2 separate regions of the Mus musculus genome follow, and region 2 is linked to region 1. Evidence: chromatin contacts called from ENCODE Hi-C or POLR2A ChIA-PET data. All regions are on one chromosome and are shown on one strand. The core of a region is the stretch at or near the end of the contact, and the rest is flanking DNA. Distances in the headings are between cores, read along the strand shown.

Region 1 (7,490 bases), core at 1,357-3,856:
CTCAAAAAACAAAACAAAACAACAGAAAACCTAAACAAAAAGAAGAGAAAGTAAGAAAAGAAAGGTGTAGTCTCCCCTCCCCCAGCCTGAAACCTGCTTGCTCAGGGGTGGAGCTTCCCGCTCAATCGTTCTGCCACGCTCACTGCTGGAACGTGCGGCTTTGCTGTTTGGAGCCACACACGTGATCACCCTGCTACTGGACCCCGAGATTATTTGGCGGGAATTGGGCCCCCTTCCCCTGCTTTATAACTGAGTGCCGAAATAGTAAAAATTGAATCTTGAGCAGAGAGCTTTGTCTTGGTTCCTTCCTTATCTCGCGCAGCCCAGCCCCTCTTCTCTTCCAGGTTTCCAAAATGCCTTTCCAGGCTAGAACCCAGTTTGTGATCTACTGGCCAGACACAACAGAAAGGTTCTGAGGTTTTCATTTGTAAAGGTTGATGGTTGAGCATTAACAAAGATCATCGCTGTTCACCTTGGCCTCTGCTCCCCTCCCTTGCACATTCAACGCTTTATCTGCAAAGAAGGAACAACTTTGTGGAGGGACAGGCAAGAAAAGGTCTGGGGAGGGTTCTTCCCTGTAGTGAGTCTGGAAGCAGACTTGGGGTGGTCTAATGAGAAGCAGAGGGTTTAGGATGGATGCGCTGTCCTAGCTGGAGGCCTGGATGATGAACTTGAAGGTAGAATCTGAGTACTGGAATATGGGCGTGACTGCTTCATCAGGGTTCTAGTGGATGAGGTAAATGGAGCCTGGTTACAAAAACAGGTAGTGGAGTCTGAGGAGCTGAAGGCGGGTGGACTTTATCTCGGGACTAGGGGCTGACAATTTTTGTTTTTTATTTTTTACTTTTAGATTATTTTATGTGTATGAGTGTTTTGTCTTCATGTGTGCCTGCACTACAGGTGCGGGAACTTGAGGATGTGGTGAGCCTCCATGTGGGAATCAAACCTGCGTTCTTTCAACAAGTGCTCTTAACACACTGAGCCAACACTCCAGCTCAACATTTTTTTTAATTTAATTTTTAAATTTTATATACATTGGTGCTTTGACTGCATGTCTGTGTGAGGGGGTACAGAAGATACAGACAGTTGGGAGCCCAAGTCTCTACAAGAGCAGCTAGTGCTCTTAACCACGGAACCATCATCTCTCCAGCCCAAGGACAAAGTCTTAACCCAGGTGTTAGGCTCCAGCTCGCTACAGCCCCACCCCCACCGATGGTGCCGAAACCGAGTTCCAGGTAGCCACAGCCCTTCTCCTGAATGATCACCAGGCACTTGAGTCATGACCTTACATGGGGAAAAAAAAGCCAGCTCTTGTCTGACACACAACCTTTCCCCTTGCTCAGGACTCTTAAGAATCGTCCATCATGGGTCCTTGGTCCAAGAGCTGCACCAATAAACCTGACCTTGTTCGTTTGCCAAATGAACCAAACCCATGAGCCTCTCACCAAGGAGGGTTCTCAAGGAGGCCTACCCATATTATTACTGCAGACTCTGCGGATAGAATAAGTGCAGTTGAGATCGAAAGACCCTCGATCAATTTCAGAGAAGGAAGGCCATTCGAGTTCAGGGTCCGAACTTTGAGGGTTTTGACTTAGCACCAGATGGTTTTAGAGCTTTGACTCCGAAGCCATATCCCGCAACTCATTTTCTGAAATCAGAAAACTTGTCAAGAAGGGATAGAGACAGAGGATTGACCGATGGCGCGGGTTGGAATGAGGACCACCAGACACCGAACGAACGAAGTTGTTACTGGGTCCAATTTTCTAAAAACCGAACGGCTCCTGAACTCAGAAACTAGATGGTGTTGGGGACCTCTCGGCAGAGGACTGAGGGAACGTCGCCACACATGGCTTCCCTCCTAGTGTTTGGCCGGCCAAGAACTGAATGGTCACGCCCAGACGGAACGAACAGAGGCACCTCTTTCCTTACAACTCGGGTGGGACCGAGTGCTGTAGTAGATAGGAGTAAGATCAAACTTTAACCAGGTACACAGAGCATACTTTGTGGTTATAACTTTCGAGATGCGAGGAGTACAAACTGCTCACGTTAACTGAATTCTGCAGCTCATGGTGGAGCACATGCCTAGCTTGCTCATGGCCCCTACATGGAGCCCTAGCACCAAGGAGAGAAGCACGTGTATTGACACACGTGTCACGTAAGCGCCAGTTATCGTACAACCGGATTTCTCTGCAACCCGTCTTGATCTGTAGCAGATCAAGCTACGTCCTCTAACGTTATCCTATCAGGAAACTACGGATATTAATGCACCAATCTTCTTGGAAATGCACTTTAGCGTTTGAAGCCACATGATGCAGGATAGACAGTTTGGTCACATGACGACGCTTGTACGGTTCCCTTCCGCGCATCTGTAACATCCCTTAAGATGCCTGATTACTTTCCCTTCTTTCGAGAAAGACGCTGCCAATTGCCGCAGAAAGAGTGAGAGGATGGGAGCTCGTTTCTGCCACTGTAACGTACAGAGGTCGTGCTCCCACGAAGAGGCGCGCTCCCAACCCTTCCATCTCCTTTTCCTTCAGGCGCACGCGGGGGCAGCCCTGTGTCTCTCTGGGTCCTTTCGCTCCGCGGGCGCCGGAGCTACGTCACCGAGCGGCGCCAGTGGTCCGGATTTTCCCCGGCTCCATTCGAGCCGCGGCCTCAATGTCCTTGCCTCGGTGTACCTTGCTGTGGGCTCGGCTCCCGGCGGGGCGCGGGGCTGGGCCCCGGGCGGCCCCTTGCTCCGCCCTTCGCGCTCTCGTGGGGTCGTTCCCGGGGGCTTCAGGACGCGTTCCCTGCTTGGCCGCCTCCTCCTCTGCCTCTGGTGGCTCCAAAGCCCCGAACACGTCCTTGTTCGTGCCGCTGACGGTGAAGCCTCAGGGTCCCAGCGCCGATGGCGACGTGGGCGCGGAGCTCACTCGGCCTCTAGACAAGAGTGAGTGCTGGAGCCTCCCGGCAGAGCGGCAGGGTCTGCAGCCTGGGCCTACATAGTGCAATGTCTGTTCCTTTTTGGAGCCCTTAGCACCCGAGCCTAAGTCATATTTAGTCTCTTCTGTAGTTGACATTGACCGTTCTCTTCGGTCGAGGAGGTTAAGAGTTTTGTCCCTAAGTGGTGCGCCGCTTGTGCTCCTAGAGTCCTCATGGAGGGATTAAACAGTGAGGACTTGCCATTGACCTGATGTGGATGTCTAACGATGTTAAAATTCCATCTGGTTGCCAAGACAACGGGTCTCAGATCCGGATTTCTCAATAAATTTACTCTCCCACGAGACAGACCTGAATTTAAATACAAGATAAAAGTTGATAAAACTGTCTTTGCCAAAAAGTAGTATCGTCCCAGGTTCCAGAGATGAATAAAAAAAAAACCTTTAGCATCACTGGGTTGAAGTGAGTTTTGTCCTACCTGCATTTGGGTGAGCTTGACAATGGGAGGGTGAAAGGTTTCTTTTCACCAAATGACATTCTTAGAGACTGAAAGAAAACCACATTTCTTTTAGGCACAAGCTGTCTTCCTGGCTCTTCAACAAGCAATATTGATGCTTCCTATTGTGACTTTAAAATATAGGCTTCATGTTGGGAGTCAGAGGCAGAGGATGGCAAGTTCAATACCAGCCTGGGCTACAGAATGAGTTCAAAACAGGCTTGGAAAACTTAAGAGAGGTCCTATTTCAAAATAAAAAAATTAAACAAGGTTTCTCTGTGTGGCTTTGGCTGTCCTGGAATGTGCTCTGTAGACCAGGCTGGCCTCAGACTCACAGAGATAGGCCTGTGTCTGCCTGCCGAGTCCCTGGATCAAAGGCCTGGGCTACCTGCACCTCCAGGCAGCAGAGTGTTCTTTTTTAATGTGCTTGAAGATATAACCCTGGGATATATGCCTTGCCAAGCACGCAGTGCCGTGGGGTCATTTCCCAGTACTGTGAAATCAACTAACAAGGTAGTACTCCTCCTCTTCCCCTTCCTTTCCCTCTACTTTTTCCCTCCTCAAGATAAGCTCGAGCTGTTCTCAGACTGGGGATTGTCATTAATTACTGCACAGGCTACCGTTGCTAACACTGCTCTTAGTAGTGAATTACATCTGCCTCTCATAGCAGGACTTGCCTTTTCTTGGTTACTCAAGAAGAGCTTTGGGCACAAGGGGAGGTTTGATGGTGACTCTGTGGGGGTGGGGGGAGGGGGACTGGCTCTCTCCTTGTGTGTCTGTGGTCTGTCAGGGATGGTGCATTGCTGTACTCTTGTCATTTTTCTTACTCCATTGCACAGTAGCCCAAAGCTTCACACTCTCAAAGCATTCCTGAGGCCCCGGCCTTTAGTATTATGACTTCAAATTCCTTTTGTTGTAGATTTGTCTAAATTGGTAAACAATTGTTAAAAAAAAATCTTTTATAGGGTCTGGAGAGATGGCTTACAAGAGCACTCACTACTCTTCAGGTCCTGAATTCAATTCCCAGCAACCACATGGTGGCTCACAACCATCTGTAATGGGGTCTGGTGTATCTAAAGAGACCAATGGTGGTGTACTCATGCATAAAATAAATAAATAAATAAATCTTTAAAAAAACTTATATTTCTTTTTTAGATGAAGTAAAGAAGATCTTAGACAAGTTTTATAAGAGGCAAGAAATTCAAAAGCTGAGTGCTGACTATGGACTTGATGGTAAGGCTGACAATTTTTTGAGAGTTATTTTGAACAGTTTTTATCAATTTATGTGTGTGAGTATTTTTCCTACATGTATGTCCATAGCTACTTTTGTGCAGTGCCCATGACAGAGAGTATTAGATGCTCTGGAATTGGAGTTAGAGATGCCTGTGAGCCACCATTCGGATGCTGAGAATCAAGCTTGGTTTCCATGGAAGAGCAGCCACTGTTCTTAACCACAGAGTTCTCTCTGCATCTCTGCCAGTAACATCTTCATAGAACTGTCACATTTTGCATTGTACTTTGTTATGTGTATTATAGTCTGAAGAAAAGTCCCTCTCCTTGTCTTCTGGGGGACTCACAAGCCCAGCTTGCCAGCCAGACTCCACAGTACAGGAGTGCGTGTTCAGCCTGCCTTAGTGTCTGTCCTGTGTAGTTTCAGTTTTAGCTCAGCTTGTGAAAAGCCAGCTGTGCTACCAAAACGCTGATAGGGGCTGGGGTTTGCTGTGGCATTTGTATACTTGACAGTGAGAGCTAAGTAAAGACTAAGCCTTGTATGCTTTGGTTTTATGTTTTCCACAGCTCGTCTCTTCCACCAGGCTTTCATAAGCTTCAGGAATTACATTATGCAATCCCATTCTCTGGACGTGGACATTCACATTGTCCTGAATGATATCTGCTTCAGTGCAGGCAAGTGCTTAGAGAGCTTTTAAAAACATTTATTTTGTGTGTGTGAGAGCCGGAGGGAGGATGATAGAGTTGAGGGGAGGAGAAGGAAGAAGAGGTGGAGGAGAAGAGAAGAGGAGTATGCGTGTATGCCGTGACACTCATTTGGAGGTCAGAGGACAACTTTAGGGCGTCTGTTCTCCTTCCAGTTGTAGGTTTCAGGGACTGTATGACACTCCCTTCCCTTGCTGAGCCATGTCATTGGCCTGCTGAGAGGATTTTTTTTTAATTATTTTTATTTTATGTGTATGGGTGTTCTGTTTGCACTACATGCATGAAATGCCTGCAGAGGCCAGAGGAAGGAGTCAGACCCCCTGGAACCTGAGTTACGGATGGTCGTAAGTTGCCTTGTGGGTGCTGGGAACCAAACCTGGGTTCTCTGGAAAAGCAACCTTGAACACTGGACCATCTCTCCAGCCCACTGTGAAGATTTTTTAAAGAAATGATTGTGTGTGTGTGTGTTTTATGTGTGCCTGTGTGTTCCTTTGGGTGCACATGCAGAAATAAGAGGAAGACAGCAGGGTCCTGCTCCACCACTGACTCTCACTAACCCTGGAGTTGGTCTGGTGGCCAGCAAGCCTCCAAAATCCTCCTGTCTCCCTGCCCCTTCCCCTTCCAAAGCTGGGGTTAAAGATGTGCTTGGCAGCCTCACCCAGCTTTTTAGGTGTGTGCTGGGATTGAACTCAGGTCCTCATGCTTGCACGGGGAACATTCATGTTCTCTGAGCCACCTCTCAAGCCCTGAGAATTTTAGGAATATTAGTGGGGGTGCTTTTTGTTACTTCTCATTTATTTCTGTAGCTAGCAGAGCTTCCTTGTTTTAGAATAGGTCCTGGCATTGTACTCTATAACTAAGTCACTGTGCCTGTCCATCGAATCCCTGCATCAGTTAGTAAGTCCGACATAGGCTGTCTTTGATCATCATCCTCTGCTCTGTTAGCATAGAGAGCAGCATGAATGGAATAGAATTAGCACACGGCACCTTTCATCTGTTTCTACTATTGGATTCTCTCTCCTTTGTAAAAGTTCTGTCCTGAAAGAAAAACAAAGCAGTAGGCATGGTGGCCCACTTTGTCCCATCCCTTTGGAGGCTGAGGCAGGATTTCTTTGAATTCCAGGCCAGCCTGGGTTATAGAGTGGCCCTGTCTCAACACAGAAACAAAGTAGGAAGCTTATTGTTTGGTTTCCATGGGTGTCCTGGTACCTTAATTATAGTGTTAAATGTGTTTGACACTTAGATCTTTAGCTTGTAACAGACACTGAAGGAGAACCTGATAAATAGCCAAGTGAGACATATGCTACTTTTCTCTCAGAGCCACTGCAGGTGTGCAGAAAACTTAGTTGCTTCTCTGTGGTCTTTGACATTAAAAAAAAAAAAAAAGTTACTGAGTTGGAGTGGGGTAGCTCAGGGTTTGATCCTGGGCTTAGTCTGTATTAACTCCTGGGTTCCAGCCCCAACAGCAACACTGTCCAAAACATTTCACAAAAAGAAGTTCCTGTCCCTCTAATGTCCAGGCTGTGTGTGTTTATCTCCTGCAGTGCTAACCTTTGCATATTCACACTGAAGAGCTTAGAGCCTGATGGGTGGCAGCTAGTGTTTTGTTTTGCCAGACCTGAGAGGTTTGGAGAAGGAAGGAATAGAGTGTGGGGTCCTAGGGAAGGGGACAGGAGGGGGCCTCTTGCTCCAGGCTTTGCTCTACAGTCCAGGCAGTACCCACTGAGAAGAAATGGTTTCCATGGTACAGGGGTTTCTGTGCTGGCAGGACTGCAAGATGGAGGTTTAGTTATGAGTATCTTACTGAGTGAGCGTGCTAATGTATGATGCTATCTTACAGCTCATGTGGACGATTTATTTCCATTTTTCTTGAGACATGCCAAACAAATATTTCCTGTATTGGAATGCAAGGATGATCTACGTAAAATCAGTGACTTGAGGATACCACCCAACTGGTTAGTTCTTTTATTTACTGACTCCGAGTTTTCTAATTTGGGGAAACTAATGTTGATGCTTTTATTTTATACTAGATAACAAATCATAGAGTTTAAATTTTGTTTGCCCCAAAGACAAAACACAATAACCGAGGAATTGGTTCTCTCAGACATGTTACTGGTGTGTTCCTTTCCTCCTGTTGGAA
Region 2 (7,490 bases), core at 2,693-5,192, 37 kb before region 1:
AGAGCTCTTGAGAATTGAAAATGTTAGCATACATTCTTTACTTATTGGGTTTTTTTTGGGGGGGGGAGGAGGAGGTGTTGGTTTCAAGACAGGGTTTCTCTGTGTTACAAGCCCTGGCTATCCTGGACTTGCTTTGTACACCAGGCTGACCTCAAACTCAGAGATCCACCTGCCTTAGCTTCTTGAGCACTGTGATTAAAGGCATGTGCCACCATGTCCAGCCTTATTATTTATTGCTACATAATTAATCACCTTAAAACTCTATGGCTTATCTGTATCTTTAATCCCAAGATTTGTCAGGTGAATCTGTGAATTCAAGATTAACACATTGCAGGACAGCCAAGGCTAGATAGTGAGATAACCCCCTCCAAAAACAAAACAAAACAAAACCCAGAACCAAACAAAAAAAAGCCAAACAAACCCAAAACCTTGGTGGCTTAAAGCAATAGATTTTTAGAATTTTTATAGTTTATGCAGGTCAGAAATTAAGTAGACTATCTGGAAATTCTATTTAGAAAGTCTTTTTGTTTGTTTGTTTGTTTTGTTTTGTTTTTTTGAGACATCGTTTTTCTGTGTAGCCCTGGCTGTCCTGTCCTGGAACTCACTCTGTAGACCAGGCTGGCCTTGAACTCAGAAATCTGCCTGCCTCTGCCTCCCGAGTGCTGAAATTAAAGGCATGGCTCACAACTGTTTGTAACTCCAATTCCAGGAGATCTGGCATCCTTACCCAGACACACGTTATGGCAAAACACTAACACACATAAAAATAAAATTTTAAAAGTACAGTTAGGATATTCACCAGAGCTAGAGTCATCTGAAGACTTGGTCAAGGATGAAAAAGAAAGTTTCCACATTGGTATTCGAAAATAGTTGGAAAGTTGGTACTCCCATCTGTTTTCAGAAGAGAGGGGAGATGTCCTCTCCATGGGGCTTTACACCATGGGAGTGGATGTTGTTAGAAGGGAATGGTCCAGGAGAAACCAAGTCAGGAGCAGCTTGAGGCAGCCACACCACGCTATTCTGTTGGTCACACAAACCGACTTTGATAGAATTCAAGGATAGATTACACAGGAGTTTGAACACTAAAAGAGAAAGCTCGAGGCTGGTGAGATGGCTCAGTGGTTAAGAGCACTGACTGCTCTTCTGAAGGTCATGAGTTCAAATCTCAGCAATCACATGGAGGCTCACAACCATCCATAACGAGATCTGATGCCCTCTTATGGAGTGTTTGAAGACAGCTACTTATGTATAATAATAAGTAAATCTTTAAAAAAAGAGAGAGAGAAAGCTCACGGAGAGCTATGCCAAACAATACACACACACACACACACACACACACACACACACACACACACACAAACTCATCATCATCATCATGAGAACTGGAACATGAGCAAACATGGTGGCTCATGATATAATTTTTGCATTCAGGGACTGAGGCAGGAGAATCAAGAGTCTAACGTCAGCCTGAGATATGTACTAAGACCATTTCTGGGACAAAAAGAAAAACAAGGACAGGTGAGATGGCTCATCAGATAAATGTGTTTGCTGACAGGCCTGAGGACCTGGGCTCAATTCCCAGAAGTGACATGTACAAATTCTGCTCTCCATGCACACCATGTAATATACACCTCCCAGAATAAAGAAACATGAAAAGGAAAAAGGAAAACAACAAGAGACAGATGGAAGACAGGAAAGAAAGTGAAAATCCATTTAGGATGCTCAATCTAGGATTTCAAGAAATTCCAGGAAGACAGCCGAGGATGTGGCTTAGTGGTAGGCTGGTTGATTGGGATCCATGAGGCTCTGGTTCAGTCCTCAGCTCCACAAAGGAAAAAAGAAACCCAGGTTAAAAAAGGTGTGTGTGTGTGTGTGTGTGTGTATGTGTGAGCCTAGAGCAAATCATCAAAGAAATTTAGGAAGACTGCAGGGTACACAGTCAATACAGGAAAGTTACACACATCACAACGAAGAACTGAAAAATGAAAAACTTAGTTTTATTTACAATAGTGTTAAAAAATACAGGCACTTAGAGATAAATTTAATAAAAATGTATAACACTGGAAATTAGAAACACTGGTGAAGAACACTAAAAAAAGGTAAAAATTAGAAAAATGCACAGTGCTCATGAATGGAAGACCCAGTATTGTTTTTATTTTACCTCCTTGAGTCTTTCTTTGGGTGCATGGAGGTTTTGCAGACCTTCTGTACAAAACCTGCATATGTGATGCTCATGGAGACCAGAAGAGGGCATCAGATCCCCCTGGTAAGGAGCCACTATTTGGATGCTGGGAATCAAATCTCATGCTTCTGAAGGGGTAGCCAGCAAGTGCTCTTGACTTAGCTCAGCCATCTCTCTAGCCCCAATCGATAGATTTTTGACAAGCATACCACACCACAGCAGTTTACAGGGGAAAGTATTTTGAGCAAATGGTGCTAGAACCAACAAACACAGTTAACCTTTCAGATCTTAGACTATGCGCAATTGTTTCTCTCTTTTGTTTCCTTGTAACAAGGTCTCACACTGTAGCCCAGGTCATTCAGGGGACTAACTGTGTAATCTCCAGGGGTCTTTTAATTCATGGCGATTCTTCTACTTCTTCTGTCTCCGGAGAGCTGGGATTACAGCTATGAACCTCTATACCTGACTTATCCTTCTTTATAGAGTGGGTGATGCTCCTTCATCCAAGCCATCTGCATCACAGGGTTTTAATCAATAGTATTTTGAGATCTAAACTCCCTTCTCTGTCCCCATACTATTTTACCCGTCTGTAAATATGACAGGTAATCTCCAATATTGGGAAGGCTGAAGGAGGACAGATGTGTTTCTTGACAGCCTGGGCTACATAGCATATTCCAGAGGAGCCTGGGACACCTAGTGAGACCCTGTCTCAACAATAAATATACACACAAACATCCATTCGTTCCAAAGCTCCCTGGCATAGCAATCTTTAAGATTTGTTTTCAGATAATATCATTTTAGGCAGATTTCTCCTGCATGCATGAAGGAAGTGCAGTGTTCCATCTGCAGCAATGCATAAAACCACCAGTGACTCCTGCAATTACAGCATTGGGAAGGCACTTTGGAGGTGCTCACTCTCCACTTGAGGCTAGCCTAGTCTACATGAGTACATGAGAACCCCTGTCTTACAAACAAAAGACTCATTTCCAGTATTTGAATTCTGTCGCGATTGGAGACCGAAGCCTCATTTTAACCTTTAAATATTTTAGACTTACAACTTGACACTCTACTCCCCAAGTTGAGTTTCGTTATGATAGGGCTGATGACACCCCTCCGCCCATAAATCTGAATGAAAGGTTCAGTTCCTAAGCCTTCGTAGTATTTCATCTATCCTCAGGTTTTCTGGGCCTCCACTACAATGACTGACTGGATCAGAGTGTTGGAGAGCTGCGTTTTGCACGCTTGCGAAACTTTTAGGAAGGGCTGTTGCCGGGGAGGGGGGGTAAGGAGGGCGGAACCGATTTGAGAGTACTGCCTCTCCGGCTTGGAAGGCTGCGTCACGAGCTATCCGTGGACTGCAAAGGATGTGCTTTAAAGATTAGCTTTTCTCCCTAACCGTCTCTTCGGAGGCCAACAATTCTCGGGGCTGAGGCGGGAAACAGATCAGGCGCAAAGGTCGGAACTGCAGCAAGCCCGCAAAGACACGCCTCCCGCACAAACCCTCGAGTCCCCCAAGTTTCCCTAGGGAAAAGGAAATGGGCGTGCCGGAGGGAGGAGTTTGACAGCGCACGGCTCGTCACGTGACAACTAGCTCTAGGGTTGCTGGACTGAGAAGACAGATCTTTGACTCCTCCCACCAGACGTCACCCACCCAGACCACGCCCTCAACCGAAAGGCGGGGCGGAGGAGCCCCGCCTCGAAACGGCCTTCCTGAAGGGCGGGGCCTCTAGCAGGGCGGGGCCTCTAGCGGGGCGGGGTGGGGGGGGGAGGGAGAAGAGGAAAAGGAGTGGTCACGTGCGGCTGATGGCCTACGGTCACGTGACGGGCGGCGGGGCGCAGGCACCCAGGCTGGGAGTTCTTCTGAGGGAAAGCCGAGTGGAGTGGGCGACCCGGCGGCGGTGACAATGGTGAGTGCGCGGCGGCCTGCCTGCGAGGTCGTCTCCCGCGGGGCCGTGGGGCGCGCGGCGGGACTCCCAACGGCGGGCGCGGCGCCGAGCCTGCAGGGAAGGGGCGCGGAGCGGTGAGGCCTGACGGCTGCCCGCTCCCGGCCAGGCCTGAGCACCTGCGGCCGGCGGCACTGTCCCGGCCATGTCGGAGCCTCTGCCCGCCTTCCTCGACCGGCTGTGGGGACCCTGGCTGGGCACCCGCAGCCCGCCCAGCCGGAGCTCGGCAGCCTCGCCTTCCAAGGTAGCCGAGGACAGTCAGTGCCCTCTCTCCCAGTTCCGGACTCTGGCGAGACCTGCTCACCTTCCTCGTCCCGAGCTCGATAGAGTCCGCTTATTTTCTTTAAGCTGGTTGTGGAGACATTCTGCGATTTCTTGATTCGGGTGGAGGCTTTTGGCACTTGTAGAATAGGAGGGGAAGGGAGGGGAGACAAGAGGGTGTCGGAGCCGAGACCCCTCATTTATATCTCCAGACGCCGATTTAAGCACTTGGTTTCACTTCCTTCCCTAAGCGATTTCTATAACTTAGCACTTTGGGATGTTGCAGTGTCTTGGGAGCCCAGGCAGGGATGAAAATCAGAGCACTTAACCACACTTAATGGAAAGCACCGTTGGGCGCGCTAGTGTTTAACTACGCGCCCGCGGTCTATAGATTAGAGCTCCTTTGGCTCGTGTTATTTAGCATATACTCCATGAGAGCCCACTGTGCGCTCCCCTTATACTACCCGCTCTTCCCAAGCTCGCCACTTTTAATAAACTGCTTGAAACTTCTCGTCTCAAGCCAGCCAGCCAGGTCTATTTTTAAAACGTTGCTTTGATTAAATAACTTTGAGTCAGAAATTATTTGCTTTCTCTAGGGTTTGGGGGGTGGGGGAGAAGTTCATTCAGGGAGCGTTTTCTTAAACAGTATTTTGGGTGAGTCCAGGGACAGATAAACAAGGCAAACTGCTTGCTTCCTTGCAGCTTACAGACTCTGGAGAGTTAAGCATTTGTTTAGATAAATTAGTTTAAGGTGGAAATTACAACTGCTGTAAATAACTAAGAAGGAATTAGTAGGCTGTTAGGGAGTCCTCCTTTCACTGTTTATAATTTGAAAAGAAAGCTTAAATTGCTCTCTTCTTGGTTACTTAGTTGAATTAGTCCTTCTAGTTAAGTTTTTTTTTTTTTTTTTTTTTTTTTGGTTTTTCGAGACAGGGTTTCTCTGTATAGCCCTGGCTGTCCTGGAGCTCACTTTGTAGACCAGGCTGGCCTCGAACTCAGAAATACGCCTGCCTCTGCCTCCCGAGTGCTGGGATTAAAGGCGTGCGCCACCACGCCCGGCCCTTCTAGTTAAGTTTAAGAGCAATTTTTTTTTTTATTTTTAAGGTATTTGTCAAACGAAATTGTAAAGCTTTAAAGCCTTTGTATGGGCACACATGTATGTATGAGAATTTGCTGTTTCATTGTGTGTGGGCTCAAGTGAATACATTGTGGAAGCTTTGGTTCCTCTGAGCTCTGTTCAGTTTTTTTCTTACTGAAATTTTTTTCCTATATATTTTGATTATGTTTTTCCTTTCCTTCAAGTTCTGTTTCTTTACATCAAGCAGACTTAATAAATTTCCTTAAATGGTGCCCACAGAGTTTGTTACATTTTTATGTATCCACGTGTAGTTTTGCTAGATGGTAATGCTAAACAATGTATGTCTTGGCACCTTGTGCTTGTTGGAGGGCCTCAAGAAAGCCTCAGCACTCCTGGTACTGTAGTTAAAGTCAGTTGTGAGCTGCTATTTGGATGCTGGGAATCTGAACCTGGGTCCTCTGGAAGAGCAGCCAGTGCTCCTAACCATTGAGCCAGCCCTGTTATTGAAAAATATTGCAGAACTGTGTTTTCTTGTGTGTTTTGGCAGCTTTAGTGGCAATTTAATTTTGTTAAAATAGTATTTGTGACTTTAAATGTTAAATTTCAAATTGGAAAAGACCTTTCGGTGTGTTACATAGAGAATATATGTAGAAAAAAGTTGCCATATATCATTTTACATGTAAAACATCTTTCATAGCTGGGCGTGGTGGCACACGCCTTTGATCCCAGCACTTGGGAGACAGAGGCCAGCGGATTTCTGAGTTCGAGGCCAGCCTGGTCTACAGAGTGAGTTCCAGGACAGCCAGGGCTATACAGAGAAACACAGTCTCAAAAAAAAACCCACAAAAACAAAAAAAATACCATTGCAGAAAGAAAATTGCTGTTGGTGACTTTGGAGCATGTTAAATGTACTAGTTTCTAGTTAGTTGTTTGAATTTGTCCCTTTTGTGGGGGCTGGAGAGATGGCTCAGCAGTAAGAGCACTGGCTGCTCTCCTTGAGAGAACCTGGATTCAGTTCCCAGCACTCACACAATGGCTCACAGAATCTGAGCTCACAGGATCTGTTGCAAAAATCTGATATCCTCTTTTGACCCCTACAGGGACCTGCTACACACATAGCAAACAAATATACACTCAGGTAAAACATTAATACAATAAAAGATACACATAAATAAAAAAAGGATTTATGCAGGCTGATGAGATGGGGGTTCAGCGGTTAAGAATATTGACTGTTCTTCCCAAGGTCCTGAATTCAATTCTCGGCACCCATGTGATCACAACCATCTATAAAGGGACCTGATGCCCTCTTCTGGCATGCAGACAGAGAACACATACATTAAAAAGAAATGCATAAATTTTAAAAAGATTTACACACACACACAAAAGAAACTATCTCCTTTGTTAATATAGGAATACTGAAAACAATTTGGTCATTGTGTCACCTGTGACCTACATAACCTTAGGAAGCTCCTTGGTTTGTTTACTGTCATTATCTGTCCTCCTTAGGACTGATCTGATGCATAATGAGTTTCAGACTTCAACTTTGCCCCAACTCAGCCTGGTTTTCTGAGGAAGGGCTTGCTTCACCAACAGTTACTGATTGCAGTTCATTTCCTTGTGTGTAGTCACTTATTTTCTATTACTAGAGTGGCGTGTGTGTACTGAAAAGTCGCACTCCACAGGTATTTGACGGCCCTGTAGACAGTACTGTAAGCAGGGTTCAGGCTCTTGTTCTCAGTGCTGAGCAAAGATAAAATGTCTGTCCTCAGAGTACACAGCTCGGAGGGAGAGCCATATACTTCCTCAGCCTGTGAGAACAAAAGGGGGAGAATCCAGCTTGCGTTAGGGTATCAGGTAAAGCCCTTACAGAGGTGAGTCAGTCAATAAGGGGTGAGTGAGTCAGGTGACTCTAGGACAAGGGGGACAGGCAAATCTGATGAACTTCTGCACAAATTATTTTCATCATTTAAGGTTATTGTATCTGGAGGGCTGGTAGGTATATCTGTAAGCCACATCAAATAATATA

What was found. Hi-C counts contacts between places; a loop is a spot of excess contacts on that map. ChIA-PET counts read pairs that join two places held with the same protein, here RNA polymerase II (POLR2A).
Region 2: a map of heart shows a loop between it and region 1 (4-fold over the local background). The contact joins the promoter of Vps26a here to the promoter of Supv3l1 in region 1. A Hi-C loop is called at or near these places in 15 of 37 maps with a recorded cell type or tissue (T-helper 17 cell, adrenal gland, gastrocnemius and 3 more). POLR2A ChIA-PET finds 5 or more read pairs at or near these places in 4 of 5 experiments (Patski and embryonic stem cell).

What each region holds. Positions count from the first base shown.
Region 1 is chr10:62,444,854-62,452,343 of GRCm38, reverse strand. It overlaps Supv3l1 (suppressor of var1, 3-like 1 (S. cerevisiae)), which reads left to right and starts at 2,606. Exons shown (of 15, transcript NM_181423.3): 1 at 2,606-2,929; 2 at 4,571-4,648; 3 at 5,213-5,320; 4 at 7,191-7,305. The coding sequence starts at 2,659. 4930507D05Rik (RIKEN cDNA 4930507D05 gene) reads right to left here and starts at 3,184. Exons shown (of 1, transcript NR_027926.1): 1 at 991-3,184.
Region 2 is chr10:62,483,257-62,490,746 of GRCm38, reverse strand. It overlaps Vps26a (VPS26 retromer complex component A), which reads left to right and starts at 3,942. Exons shown (of 9, transcript NM_133672.3): 1 at 3,942-4,089. The coding sequence starts at 4,087.